Linked DNA regions of Homo sapiens: region 2 is linked to region 1. Evidence: chromatin contacts called from ENCODE POLR2A ChIA-PET data. All regions are on one chromosome and are shown on one strand. Each heading gives the region's core, a stretch centred on a gene start or an enhancer-like site at or near the end of the contact. The rest is flanking DNA. Distances are from core to core; before and after follow the strand shown.

Region 1 (7,813 bases), core at 8-2,507:
TCTGGAGGGTGAGCTCCGTCTGTGAGCTGGGTGCTGGGCAGAGGCCTCCACGTTTGCTAACTCACCTACCCCTTACAGGCTGGCTTTGTAGTGAGGACTGTGATTATGCTAACAAGCGAAGAAAGAAGACTCTGGGACAGGGAGCCCCTCACCAAAGTCTTGTAGTCAGAGAGCAAGAGGAGGAGCAGGGTTGTGACCCACCTACCCAGGGGACCTTTCACAGTGAATTGTGCTAACTTTCATCACAAAACGATTTTCAGAAGGTCTTTGCCAGGAAGAACCAGAGAAGGACTATGGTGTCATGTTTGACAGCAATGAGACAAGTTCTGGGACAAAAGCAAAGGCTGACCTTGCTGGGATCTGGTGGCAGCGAGGCCTCCACTGTGTAGGGGCTCCCGGGCACAGGGTGTCCATCGTAGGTCACGTCTACAGCATACAGCCCCTCCTCCCGAGGGATGAACTTGGCCGTGCTGTTCTCCCGGCCTGTCACAGGTGTCACTAGGCATGGCACGACCTTCCGAGAGGGGCTGAGGATTGTCACGTCCAGCTTCCCCTGGCCTCCTGCCCCCCTGGTATCAACGGTGAACTCCTGATCCTTCCCAACTTCCACCCCTGGAAAAGAAACACAAGCTGAGGTGAAGAGCTGACCCTTTTCAGCAGCAGGAACAATCCAGAGCACAGAAGCAATGGTTCTTTGGACACGGGGACTTATCTCAGCCTCCACTGTAAGCAACAGCTGCTGCAGAGGACAAGCAGCAAAGCTGAGTAAGTATCATCAGCATCTCAGCCTCAGTAACAACAAGTGTCGGCACAATAATCAATTAGTGATGACAGCAATAACGGCTATCATTTACTGAATGCATTTTATATGCCAAGCACAAATAGGTTATTGTCTTAATTTTCACCACAATCCTATGGGGTATTTATTATTAACCAATGGCTTTCACAGATGGGGAAACTGATGCTCAGAGAGGTTAAGTAACTTGTCCAGGGTGACATATGCAGCAGCCTGCCAAGCTGGGACTCAAAGTGAAATTTACCTGACCCCACAATCTTTGCTGACCAGAAAGTTGTAATCTGACACTGTCGTCTCTTATTTACTTACTTTTGGTGTTAACTTGATATCCAAACACCCTCATAAGTCAATGTTTTATTTACTAATTCTTGGCAGCCAACTCCATCTTATAGGCACCCCTCCCCCTCAAGAAAGCAGAAGTCACAGAGCTGCCAAATGCGAGCCGATTGAAGCAAGTGCTGAGAACTGACTGTACCGTGATGGTTTCCAAAAGGTCTCTGCAAAGCAGGGCTGCAGGAAGCCCAAGTGTTAGATTAGACAAGAACAGGGAAAGGACTTTACCCAAAACAAAAGCACTGGGAACACAGGGCCCCTGCCACAACCCAGAGAACCTTGACTCTGAAGGAACATAGGGCCTGGCAAGATGGACACTGCCGAACCACAGGCAAGGAGGTCCCGGATCGCTACTTCCCACCGGAAAAGAGGCTTTCCTAATTGGCACCCTGCTTTTCCTGTTCTGGAGTCAAAGCTCTCAGTGTCTTGGGGAAAGGAGTGACAAGGGGACACATGACAGGGTTGGGCAGTGGACGTTTACACACTCAGAGCTGGCTGCTCCAGCCACAAAAGCCAACAGTGAGCTCTCACTTTGGATCTCTGCAACTGGGAGCTGGCCTTGCTTGCAACTTGTGCACTTGGGTCACGAGTGAAGGAAGATGCTCACTAATGGCACTGCTAGTGGTACTCTGGAGAAACCCTCACAGGTGAATACAGGAGGCCCCGTCCTGGGGGTATGCACTCAGCCCTGCCTCAGTAAGCCTGAAACCAGGTGAATGTGAGCCCTGAGGTACATCCAGTCTGGAGCCACTCAGCAGTAAACACAGACGGAAAAGATGTAGGAGTGAATGATTCCCGAGATGCACTGTTGGAAGGCAGGCCGAAGAAGTAGGTTTATACAGCAGGGCAACTTTAATGCAAAATAAATACAGCCAAATGTGTTCCACAGGCACATCTATATGTATAGATGCAGAGAGAAGATCTGGAAGAACAGAAACTGAATTGAAAACTTTGGTTAACCCTAGGGAGAAGGAGAGGTGAGGGTTAAAGTGGAATTATCCCTTAACTGTAATGTTTTTTAGATGAAAAATGGATATATTTTTACTTGTATAAAAAAATCATTTTATGAGCATGTGTTGCACATCTGAAGCTGAGTGATAAGTACATCAGTGTTCATGTTATACTATTCTCTTTCCTTTTCTGTTTGAAATTTTCCCTACTAAAAAATAATCAGAAAATTGAAAATAAGCGAAATGAGCTTATACTAGTAAAATCCCTAACAAGCTAAAGGAACATTGGGATGGGGCAGAGGTGTGGTGGTAGTGACTTCTGAGTGCCAGGGATTTGGCATTTATGCTTGACTCGCAACCTTAGTGCGGATTCAGTTGCCAAGGATAGCTGGCACAGTTAGAAACTCATCAGAAAGCAACATAGCCCAAATTCTCTTTTTAATGAAAACTTCCTACTGCAATGCCAGGGGGCTGACTACGTGCCAGCCTCTGAACCATTAGCTCATATAATTTTCAAAATATTCCCATGGGTGTTCTCAACCTCTCCCCGCCGACCACCCCCCACTGTACAAATGAGAAAGCTGAGTCTCGGTGTGGCTAAGGGGCAGACACAGTCACAGTTACTTCACACCACGGCCTTAATTCGAACCAAAGTCTGTGCAACTGCAAAGTCTCTTAACATAGAATTTGCTTCTCTGCAAATTTCACCTTTTGAAGAAAATCTAACCAGCAGCCACGTTGGGGGGTCATCAACAACCCATCTGCTCTCCATTCAGGCACTTACTGTTTTCCAGCCCATTGAGTTTTATCTTGCTCAGATCCAGCGGTGCAGCAACACCCACAGTGAAAGGGCTTTTAGGGATGGGATCGCCACCGTAAGTCACCAGAACCTGCATGTTGCCCTGGAACAAGAGAGAAAACTCAGTTTACCTTTGGGTACCAAAAAGCTAACTTGGCATTTAAAATCCCCTCAAGATCCCTCATTCTTCTCACGGACAGGGGAGACTTGATTCCAATCAATGTAGAAAGTATCTTAGATCTATTTCTTCTAGCTTTTGACCACAAGGCAAGAATAACAGAAAAATTAGATCAAATAAGAGCAGCTAATAATAACAGAAGCAACTTAATGAGCATTTTCTACACACCAAGCACCATGCTATGTGCTTTTATGCATTTCCTCAATTCAAGATCAAAACAGTCCTAAGGGGTAGTTCCTACTGTCATCTCATTTTTTCAGGAGAGGAAACTGTGGCTCAGACTGGTAAAGGAACGTGCCCCAAGTCACACACCTTGGTAAGGGTGCGAGCTGGGCCTCATACCCATGGCCCCCAAATCTGTGTCCTAGCTGCTCTGCCACACCACCTCCCCATCATCATACCCAGTGCCAGCCAGTGCAGCTGGGCCTGGGGCCACTCACCAAACAGAACCATTTCTGTCCTAGGAATCAGTTTGAGGCCCCCAGGCTGCAACAGGGATTTGCAAGAGTTCACCTAGACCTGTGCTAAGACCATCGCACAATATCTGAACTTCCATTTCCATGTGAAAGAAAATAAAATTGCAAGTGTGAAGGCAGATGGTGCTTGCAGGATTGGCAGGCACCCTCACGGGTGGCCGGGTGGCACGCGATAGCCATGTGTGCGCCATTTCTCTCCTCTCGCCGGTTCCAGGCTGGCACACAGCCGGCTTCTTCTCTCCATGGTTGGCCAAGTTCCCTCCCTCCAAATCGAGGCTCCAAGAAATCTCATGGCTGTCTCAGTAGATCAAGATCCCCTTCACCACAATCGGCCAGGCATAATGTAACAGGAAAGTGTGAGGGAGAGACGAGTTCCCCCCAAGAATCCAGCAGCCTTGCTGGAATGCAGGCCCTGCTGAAAGCTGTTGCTGATCAAGTGTTAAAAGGGTGTAGCATTTGGCCTATGTATATTTTGTCACATTCCTTTTGTAATAAGGAAGGGGGTAAAGGCCAAGAAAAAAAAAAAAAAACTGGTTGCATCAATGAAGAGAGGATTAATTTTCCAGCATTTTTAAGCACTGCACACAAAACCAATTGGCCCCCTGCCTCATGTGAACAACATTTCCTGGTAAAATGTGTACAGGTCAAATTCAACAGAGCTGGGAGCCAGCCAAGGGGCAGGAAAGGTCTCCTTTTTGTACTGTTTAAGGCAGGACTGACTCGCTACTTCAGCCAACGTGGCATTCCCAACGTGCCAACTCTTCCCGAGCTTCCGTTTCCCCACAGCCCCTAACAATTCAGGGGCTCACTAAGCAGACCTCAGGCTAACCAGAGGTCTTGGGGATACCTCCTCCCTCACCCGCATAAAGTTTTCTGGCCTCTTCTCTGAAGTGCTAAAAAAGAGAGGGAAAAACCCTCTTCCAGTTAAGCCCACCCATCCCATAAAAGAAAGTATGCTCTTGTTACCAGTCAAAAACAAAACAAAAACTCAGATAGAAAATGAACTGTACCTTAAATAACCTAAGAAGGGGGAGGGAAAAAATCTCGGAGATTTACACCTACAATGCCTACAGCATTTTAAAGTGTCCCCTGAGGCCCCAACTAAGGAATGGACTGTGTTTATTCCCCAACAGGGCTATGAAGTGAGGGATGTCTGGGTAGTGATGGCCAGTGCATTTCGCCACGACTTCGCAGGCTGCAAGACAGTTTCACTCTCCTCTACATGCTTCTGAAACCTGAATCTTATTCTTCAAAATATACATACACAAGACACTGACCAGACAGCTCAGAAGAGGATGGGACTGAGAGAGCCACCCTCAGCACCATCCCTTTTAGGGCCCTCCAGGAGCAGCCAGGACCACCACGTTAAGAACATTTCAAGGTAGAAGCTGTTACTCTGTGAGGGTCTGTGAGCTCACAGGGATTTCTAAAGGTGCCAGAGTACTACATGGAGTGGTCCCCAATCCTAGTGGCTCCCAGCACAGCACGTAATGGAGACATTGCCACCAGCTTCTCAAACTGCTCTGCGCAGGGGAACGTGCGGTGAGAAATTTAAGCTGCTTGAAGCCACCCACAACCAAGAGAAGAGAAGACCAAAGTCCTCAGGGAAATCACTTCCCTTCTATAAAACCGAGTCTTTGACCTCTGGGAGGGTCCTCAAGCCCCAAGCCAACAAGTCCATTCCTCTAAGGCAAAACGCGCTCTACTTTTGCATCCTCAAGGGACTCACAGGATCCTACAGCCATCCACATCACTCATCCACCCCAGGCAGGCAAGCACCTGCAAGCTGTCACTCAGGGACTTTGCGAGGTGGAGTGGCAGGCCTGCAGGTGTCAGGGAGCAAAACCAGCAATCAGGGACCTGGGTTACTCAGGCAGGACCTCGGCTCCCCACGTGGCACAGCCTGTGTTCTGAGGGGGAAGCGCCCACACCAGGCCAGGACACACCCATGCCCAAGCAGCCACCTTTCTGGGGATTTCCAGCCTGTTATACCCTAAAACTACCATGAGAAGGTGTGCCTGTGGGTGTCAGCCCTCAAAGTATGCTCCCTCCCCCGTGTCAGGGGGTGGCTTTCTGGGCTGACCCAGGTCTCTTAACCACATCCAAGGGCACACTTCCTTAGCCCAGTCTTGAGCTTTTAGCTGCTCTTCAGAAAACAGAGTTCAAAGGAGAATGAGGAGGTGTTGGCATCACTCCTCTACCAGATTACAACGTTCTTAGGCCATCTCCGCTTGTGAATCCAGGCGCCATGTCATTTATTCGCTCACTCACAGCCATTAATCCACACAGAGCACTTATAGGGCCAGGCTCTGTGCTGGGGGTGGGGGTGGGAAGGAAATTCAATCTAAGGAGAGATTTAATGTGTTCTTTGCCATAGAAAAATAGGCAGAATTGCAAGTTGCCCAAATAATGAAACAATAAACCCAGCTCCAAGCAACAAACAACAAGAAGGACCCCAGTGCCACCCTGCAAGTCATTCACACTTGTGATTTACCTGAGGACTTTGGTCTTCTCTTCTCTTGGTTGTGGGGTTGTGGGTGGCTTCAAGCAGCTTGGATGTTGCCACTTGGTGGCAACGACCGCCACCAAGGCCCACCCGGCTCCTTGAATGCATCCTGGGAGCATCCGGACACAAAGCCCTAAGTGAGTACTCAGCATGGCAGCAGTTCTCAAACCTGCTGCTATCAGAGAACTGGATGAATGTGACCTTGGGGTGACTCTGAAGTAAGGAGCCTCCCACTCCAGCATTACTTCAAAGGGGACAAAACCGGACCTAGGCTCCTAATCTCCACTTCTGCCTCAACCAGCAGCAGGGGACGTCTGGGGTACTGGGTTCTGCAGTCCTTTCCAAGGATGCAGGTCAAACCCTGACCCTGTCCTGATATCTGCAACTTACTTTCTAACGGCTCAGCCAAAACACTAAAAGGCATATAGACATAGAATAAAGCAGAAGTCACAAAATGTTTTTAGAAGACGTCATGGCCTTGTGATCCCAGTCATTGTACGCAGACAGCTATGGCTTTCTGGTGCTTTCTCCTAAAGAATATGGAGAATTTGGCAACAAAGAAGATTCAGCGTGGTGCACCCAGTAGTAAGGCTCCCACCAACCCTCAGAACCATCAGCAGGAAAATAATTACCTACTTACTATTGAGTGGCCTGATGAGAAAAGAATGCTCTATCTATAAAAGTGTTAGTTTTATCATTACTAATAATGAATGTTTTGTTTTGGATTTTTTATTTTAAAGCACAGGAAGAGCAAGTCTGGAGATAAGAAGCCGCGTTTATAACCTGCACACGAGAACTGTTAACGGCGTGAAAAGGCAAACCAAGGAGTGAGAGAATATATTTGCAAATCATTTATCTGATAAGGAACTAATATCCAGAATACATGGAGAATTCCTAAAACTCAACATAAAATTAAGAAGGTTGATATAAAAATGGGCAAGTAGATAATTCTCCAAAGAAAATATGCAAAGGACCAATAAGCACATGAAAAGATGATCAGCATCACTAATCATTAGGAAAATGCAAATCAAAACCACAATAAGACACCATCTTACACTCAACAGGATGGTCACTATCAACAACAACAACAACAACAAAAAAAAAAAACAGAAAAAAAACAAATGTTAGCAAGGATGTGGAGAAACCAGGACCCTTGCATGCTGTTGGCAGGACTGTAAAGTAGTGCAGCCACTGTGGAATACAGTATAGTAGTTTCTCAAAAAATTAAAAAGAGATTTCCATATGATCCAGCAATTCCATTTCGGGTTTATAATCACAAGAATTAAATGCAGAGACTCAAAGAGATATTTGTACACCCAGCATTATTCACAACAGACAAAAGACGGAAGCAACCCAAATGTTCTTCAACAAATGAAGATGGCCGGGCGCGGTGGCTCATGCCTATAATCCCAGCACTTTCGGAGGCTGAGGTGGGCAGATCACCTGAGATCAGGAATTCAAGACCGGCCTGGCCAACATGGTGAAACCCCATGGTGAAACCTTGGCCAACATGGTGAAACATCTATACTAAAAATACAAAAATTAGCTGGGCATGGTGGCACGTGCCTGTACTTCCAGCTACTCGGTAGGCTGAGGCAGGACAATCACTTGAACCCAGGAGACAGAGGTTGCAGTGAGCCGAGACAGTGCCACTCCAGCTTGAGGAACAGAGCGAGTCTCAAGAAAAAACAAACAAAAAACAGACGAAGAGAGAAGCAAAACATATATACATACAGTGGAATGCAGCCTCGAAAAGGAATGAAGTTCTGACACGT
Region 2 (7,124 bases), core at 3,764-6,263, 170 kb before region 1:
GGAGCATTCACGGATGTGGGAATGGCACAGGGTGGGAGATCATGGCGAGTGCAGGGGCCACCAAGGAGCACGGCGGCTGAGACACCAAGCACATGGGCAGTGGGGGTGGCATGGTGGGGAGAAGGGGCAGAGAGGAGGGCGCTGCTCCTACAGCCACACGGACCATGGGGAACCACAGGCTGTGTTAAGGTGAGTGACTTGATCAGGCTGGCCCTGTGGCTGGTTAGGGCAGCCCAAGCTGTAGGAAGGATGCAAGAGGGGAAGGCTAATTATCACAAGCTGGGGGTATCTCTTTATTTGTTGAAAAGGAGTTTCACTCTTTCGCCCAGGCTGGAATGAAGTGGCGTGATCTCAACTCACTGCAACCTCCGCCTCCCAGGTTCAAGTGATCTTCTGCCTCAGCCTCCCCAGTAGCTGGGATTATAGGTGCCCGCCACCATGCCCAGCTAATTTTTGTATTTCTAGTAGAGATGGGGTTTCACCACGTTGGCCAGGCTGGTCTCGAACTCCTGACCTCAGGTGATCCACCTGCCTCAGCCTCCCAAAGTGCTAGGATTACAGGCCTGAGCCACCGCACCCAGCTGGAGGTCTCTTTGAAGGTCCTCTGGGGATCCCCAGAGCTGTGTGTTTCTTGGCTCTAACCTCTGCAGATATGGGGAATGCTTTTCCAACATGAAAGCCAGAACTTTTCCAGGGCTGATCCTTTTCAAACAACTCATTTCCTCTCCTTTTCCTCTGGGTTCCCAGCTACTATGCCAATCCACCTCCATCTTTTTCCCCAACATCCTCCCTCAGAAGTGGATCCGCATTCACTCCCCTTCTCTTAGCTGCCTTTACCTTCAATTCATCCTAGACAAGAGGGCCCCTCCTCCCCATCCTTAACGGCAAAAGCAAAAGCCCCAACAAACTCAAGCACCTTCTGTGTCTTTGCTCTATTCTCACCAACTCAAATTATTAAAACCAAGATTTTCTGCCCACTGGGGAGTTAAGGTAAGACGATGCCTCAGTCAAGGAAAAGAGTCCTGCAGGGCATCCCTGGACCAGGAAAAGGAACAGCTAATGGGGAGCTTAACAGCTAATTCCAGCCAAGGAAATGGAAACCTCTGCCTTGTCACTCACTCACAGCTAAGGCTGCCACGGCAACCCACTGAGCAGGAATAACACCCAGCTACTGTGGAAACACTCAGAAGAAACGCAGATGCAGTCAATAGGTGAAAACAGCATGAAAAAGTGGAAACTCCCAACTGAGTGTCTTTTTTTGTTTTTTTGAGACAGGGTCTCGCTCTGTTGCACAGGCTGGAGTGCAGTGGCACGATCATGGCTCACTGCAGCCTTGACCTCCCGGGCTCAAGTGATCCTCCCACCTCAGTGCCCCCCAGGTAGCTGGGATGACAGGTACGCACCATCATGCCCAGGCAAAACTGAGTGTCTATCCTGGAGAGATATCAGAAACCACAACTCACAGGCAAAAATACCCATATGAGCTGCTGGCTTTGGCACTGTTTGCTGGTTAGCGTTACAAATCCATCATTCTCCATGGCCACCCAGAGGTATGTGCAACTACTGAACGACCCCCTGATGAGATATGCACATCTGTGGGAACCATTTCAGCGATTTCCTAGATAGAATATTCATATAAATGGTCAAAAACTTTTCCTGGGCTGGGTGTGGTGGCTCACACCTATAATATCAGCACTCTGGGAGGCCGAGGTGGGAAGATCTCTTGAACCCAGGAGTTCGAGACCAGCCTGGCCAACATAGTAAGACCTCATCTCTACAAAAAATAAAAAATTGCTCTCCCTCTCCCTCTCCCTCTCCCTCTCCCCACGGTCTCCCTCTCCCTCTCTTTCCAGGGTCTCCCTCTGATGCCGAGCCGAAGCTGGACTGTACTGCTGCCATCTCGGCTCACTGCAACCTCCCTGCCTGATTCTCCTGCCTCAGCCTGCCGAGTGCCTGCGATTGCAGGTGCACACTGCCACGCCTGACTGGTTTTCGTATTTTTTTGGTGGAGACGGGTTTCACTGTGTTGGCCAGGCTGGTCTCCAGCTCCTAACCGCGAGTGATCCGCCAGCCTCGGCCTCCGGAGGTGCCGGGATTGCAGACGGTGTCTGGTTCACTCAGTGCTCAATGGTGCCCAGGCTGGAGTGCAGTGGTGTGATCTCGGCTCGCTACAACCTCCACCTCCCAGCCGCCTGCCTTGGCCTCCCAAAGTGCCCAGAGTGCAGCCTCTGCCCGGCCGCCACCCCATCTAGGAAGCGAGGAGCGTCTCTGCCTGGCCGCCCATCGTCTGGGATGTGAGGAGCCCCTCTGCCTGGCTGCCCAGTCTGGAAAGTGAGGAGCGTCTCTGCCCGGCCGCCATCCCATCTAGGAAGTGAGGAGCGCCTCTTCCCGGCCGCCATCCCATCTAGGAAGTGAGGAGCGTCTCTGCCCGGCCGCCCATTGTCTGAGATGTGGAGAGCGCCTTTGCCCCGCCGGCCCGTCTGGGATGTGAGGAGCGCCTCTGCCCGGCCGCGACCCCGTCTGGGAGGTGAGAAGCGTCTCTGCCCAGCCGCCCCATCTGAGAAGGGAGGAGACCCTCCGCCCGGCAACCGCCCTGTCTGAGAAGTGAGGAGCCCCTCCGCCCGGCAGCCACCCCGTCTGGGAAGTGAGGAGCCTCTCCGCCTGGCAGCCGACCCGTCCGGGAGGGAGGTGGGGGGTCAGCCCCTGCCAGGCCAGCCGCCCCGTCCGGGAGGGAGGTGGGGGGGTCAGCCCCCCGCCCGGCCAGCCGCCCCATCCGGTAGGTGAGGGGCGCCTCTGCCCAGCCGCCCCTACTGGGAAGTGAGGAGCCCCTCTGCCCGGCCAGCCGCTCCATCCGGGAGGAAGGTGGGGGGTCAGCCCCCGCCAGGCCAGCCGCCCCGTCCGGGAGGGAGGTGGGGGGGGTCAGCCCCCCGCCCGGCCAGCCGCCCCGTCTGGGAGGTGAGGGGCGCCTCTGCCCAGCCGCCCCTACTGGGAAGTGAGGAGCCCCTCTGCCCAGCCAGCCGCCCCGTCCGGGAGGGAGGTGGGGGGGTCAGCCCCCCGCCCGGCCAGCCGCCCCGTCCGGGAGGTGAGGGGCGCCTCTGCCCGGCCGCCCCTACTGGGAAGTGAGGAGCCTCTCTGCCCGGCCAGCCGCCCCGTCCGGGAGGGAGGTGGGGATGTCAGCCCCCCGCCCGGCCAGCCGCCCCGTCCGGGAGGGAGGTGGGGGGGTCAGCCCCCCGCCCGGCCAGCCGCCTCGTCCGGGAGGTGAGGGGCGCCTCTGCCCGGCCGCCCCTACTGGGAAGTGAGGAGCCCCTCTGCCCGGCCAGCCACCCCGTCCGGGAGGGAGGTGGGGGGGTCAGCCCCCTACCCGGCCAGCCGCCCTGTCCGGGTGGTGAGGGGCGCCTCTGCCTGGCCGCCCCTACTGGGAAGTGAGGAGCCCCTCTGCCCAGCCACCACCCCGTCTGGGAGGTGTGCCCAACAGCTCATTGAGAATAGGCCATGATGACAATGGTGGTTTTGTGGAATAGAAAGGGGGGAAAGGTGGGGAAAAGATTGAGAAATCGGATGGTTGCCGTGTCTGTGTAGAAAGAGGTAGACATGGGAGACTTTTCATTTTGTTCTGTACTAAGAAAGATTCTTCTGCCTTGGGATCCTGTTGATCTGTGACCTTACCCCGCAACCCTGTGCTCTCTGAAACATGTGCTGTGTCCACTCAGGGTTAAATGGATTAAGGGCAGTGCAAGATGTGCTTTGTTAAACAGATGCCTGAAGGCAGCATGCTCGTTAAGAGTCATCACCACTCCCTAATCTCAAGTACCCAGGGACACAAACACTGCGGAAGGCCTCAGGGTCCTCTGCCTAGGAAAACCAGAGACCTTTGTTCACTTGTTTATCTGGTGACCTTCCCTCCACTATTGTCCTATGACCCTGCCAAATCCCCCTCTGTGAGAAACACCCAAGAATGATCAATAAAAAAAATAAAAAAATAAAAAAAATAAAAAATTACCCGGGTGTGGTGGCACATGCCTGTAGTCCCAGCTGCCTGGGAGGCTGAGGTGGGAGCATTGCTTGAGCTCAGGAGGTTGAGGCTGCAGTGAGCTATGATTGAGCCACTGCATTCTAGCCTGGGTGACAGAGCAAGAACCAGTCTCAGAACAAACAAACAAACAACCCCCCTGCCCAACAAAAAACAAAAATCAAAACCTTTTCCTGCATTGCTTCACACCAGGGCTAAAACTATGGTGAGGCAAATGAGGCATTTGCCTAAGGCACAAAATTTAAGTGCCAAAAAACTCATAAATTAAGAGAAAATATTTTAGTGCAGTATGTTAAAAAAAACATTAATGGAAAAAGGCACATGATGAACAAAATATCAAAATCATAAATACAGACAGGATCTGACCCTGCACCTGCATGACACATCTCTCTCATCTCACCCTTGTCTCGGGCCTGTTATGCACTATAAGGGTAGGTAGACGATAAATTGCTGGAGGGCAGGGATCCTGGCTGTCTTGGTCCCTACTGTATCCTCAGGGCCTAATACAGTGTTAGGCACATACTAGGTGCTCAATAAATGCCTGTTAACTGGCTTAAATGTGTAGTCAGTCAGTGGGTTTATCCCTTCACTAGTTGGTTTGTTCACTCAATTTCTCACTTGTTTGCTCACTCACTGTGTACTCTGGGTCTCCTGCATACCAGGCACGGTGCTGGCAGGGAGAAGGGACATAAAGAATAATAGCCTGTCTGTCTCTAGATGGCCCTCCCATTTTGATGGACTGAACATAGAGGAGCGATGCTTGAAATGAAGCATGCAGAAACCCTCTCAGGAAGGGCTGCCATGTTTGGGTGTACAGGTTGTATACAGACCAAATCCATCATTCACAAAAATGACAATGCACATGGCTCCCCCTGCAGCTGTGCAGTATAGCAGTCAGCCTACAGGGGTCCAAAGAAGAAGGAAGCTGAATTTGGCCTGGTAGGGGCAGGTGCTGTGACACCAAATGTTGATGACAGAGCAGGAAAAGAGCCAGCGAGCTTGGGAGGCAAAAGGCTGTGAAATAAAAGACTCCCTGAAGCCTCTGCTATTTGGCCTCTGTCCCAGGGACAGTCCACAAAACACATGAAGGATCTGATCACATTTATAGCAAGCCCATAGAATGTTAGGCTCTTTTTCTGGAATGAAACGGACTTCTGAGTCTGGGAAAAAAATTTGGACCATGCATTGAAGCCACCAACAGAGGCAAAGGACATGAGCAGTCTAATCTAATACCAGCTAACCTAACTTTTTTGCAACTGGAAGATCATTTTCATACATATTATTTCATTTGAGCCTCAAAATAACCCTGGTACTAGAAGTTTCAGAAACCCTTAATTTAGAGGGGCTGAGTTACTTGCTCAAGGTCATGCATGGGCTGACCAAGGACAAAAGTAGGGCTGGAACATAGACTTTCAGAATCCAAGGCCAGTGCCCTTGCTTCTGCGCTGTCTCCACAGGAAGATGGGTTACAGCCTCTCCCTGTTGGCTCCTGAGAGCCCCAAATCACCTTTGGGGTTTTTAGAACAACAGAAGGCCTTCGCTGCTCAGGCTCTGATTCCTGATCAAATGACTCTCTGCTGGCATAGCCCAGGGCACAAACAAAGCTTCTTTCAGTCCCTTGGCGCTGCAGAAGAGAGCACATGAGATCCCCTTCTCTCCACGTCCACAAAACCATGCTGTGAATCCTCACCATGCCTGGCTCATCTAAGACACCATTGCCTCTTATTCTGCGTACACGCCATGGGCACAGCCTGGCTGCTCCTCCCCACTCTCTCCTGCCTGGGTCATTCATGCACTTGTGGGTCTTTGTGGCCACAGTGTGACCTCCTGCCAGTTAAAAATTGATGCATTTAGGTAAAGGGTATGCAGGTATACTCTGTATTCTTTTTTATTTTTATTTTTTTGAGATAGGATCCCGCCCTGTGGCCCAGGCTGGTGTGCAGTGAAGCAATCACGGCTCACTGCCACCTCCATGTCCTGGACTCAAGTGATCCTCCTGCCTCACCCTCCAGAGTAGCTGGGACTACAGATGCATACCACCATGCTTGGCTACTTTTTTAAAAATTTATTTTTTATAGAGATGGGATCTCACTATGCTGCCCAGGTTGGTCTCAAACTCCTGGGCTCAAGCAATCCTCCTGCCTTAGCCTCCCAAAGTGCTGGCATTATAGGCGTAAGCCACCATGCCTGGCCTTCTTTCAAATTTTCTGTAAGTTTGAAATTATTTCAAGATAAAATTTTTTTAAGAATAGAAGGAATAGATTTGTTTGGGCTGATATAAAATGATTTCCAAGATACCTACTTATATATACATATACATATATATATATATATACACACACACACACACACACACACACACACATATATGATCTTATATATCTTATATGCACACCTATATATATCTAAGCTTTCAAACATGCATCTTAGATGCCAGTGTATCTAGCATGTTTGAAAGCTCAGATATGTATAGGTATGCATATATATACACTATACGTGTGCTTAGAATAGGAGTAGGCAAACAATGGCTCACTGCCCGTTTTTATAAATAAAGGTTCACTGGAAAAAGCCATGCCATTTGTTTACATATTGCCTATGGCTGCTTTTATACTATAAGGTCACAGTTACTCAACTGTGTCCAGGTGTGACAGAGACTGGACCACAAGGCTGAAAATGTTTACCATCTGGCCCTTTACAGAAAACATTTGCTAACTTCTGGCTTAAAAAATTTAGGCCAAGCATGTTGGCTCATGCTTGTAATCCCAGCACTTTGGGAGGCTAAGGAAGGTGGACTGCTTGAAGTCAGGAGCTCAAGACCAGCCTGGCCAAAATGGTGAAACCCCGTCTCTACTAAAAAAAATACAAAAATTGCCAGGTGTGGTGGCTCACGCCTGTAATCCCAACACTTTGGGAGGCTGAGGCCGGCAGATCATGACGTCAGGAGATCGAGACCATCCTGGCTAACATGGTGAAACCCCGTCTCTACTAAAAATACAAAAAATTAGCTGGGCATGGTGGCGGGTGCCTGTAGTCCCAGCTACTTGAGAGGCTGAGGCAGGAGAATGGCGTGAACCCAGGAGGCAGAGCTTGCAGT

The links. ChIA-PET counts read pairs that join two places held with the same protein, here RNA polymerase II (POLR2A).
Region 2: POLR2A ChIA-PET joins it to region 1 with 20 read pairs in OCI-LY7. The contact joins two enhancer-like sites. POLR2A ChIA-PET finds 5 or more read pairs at or near these places in 3 of 52 experiments (A549, OCI-LY7 and activated B cell).

The regions. Positions count from the first base shown.
Region 1 is chr3:58,114,040-58,121,852 of GRCh38, reverse strand. FLNB (filamin B) reads right to left here. Exons shown (of 46, transcript NM_001457.4): 19 at 2,864-2,981; 20 at 350-612. Among named protein-coding and RNA genes, the nearest start is that of FLNB-AS1, 53 kb to the left of the region's middle. RefSeq lists a silencer at 5,361-5,510. Within about 2 kb of position 1,257, at least 9 of the 41 ENCODE cell types and tissues checked have a DNase peak (open chromatin) inside an H3K27ac peak, as active enhancers do.
Region 2 is chr3:58,286,094-58,293,217 of GRCh38, reverse strand. All of the region lies in intron 9 of ABHD6 (abhydrolase domain containing 6, acylglycerol lipase), which reads right to left. Among named protein-coding and RNA genes, the nearest start is that of RPP14, 17 kb to the left of the region's middle. RefSeq lists an enhancer at 1,798-2,481. Within about 2 kb of position 5,013, at least 3 of the 41 ENCODE cell types and tissues checked have a DNase peak (open chromatin) inside an H3K27ac peak, as active enhancers do.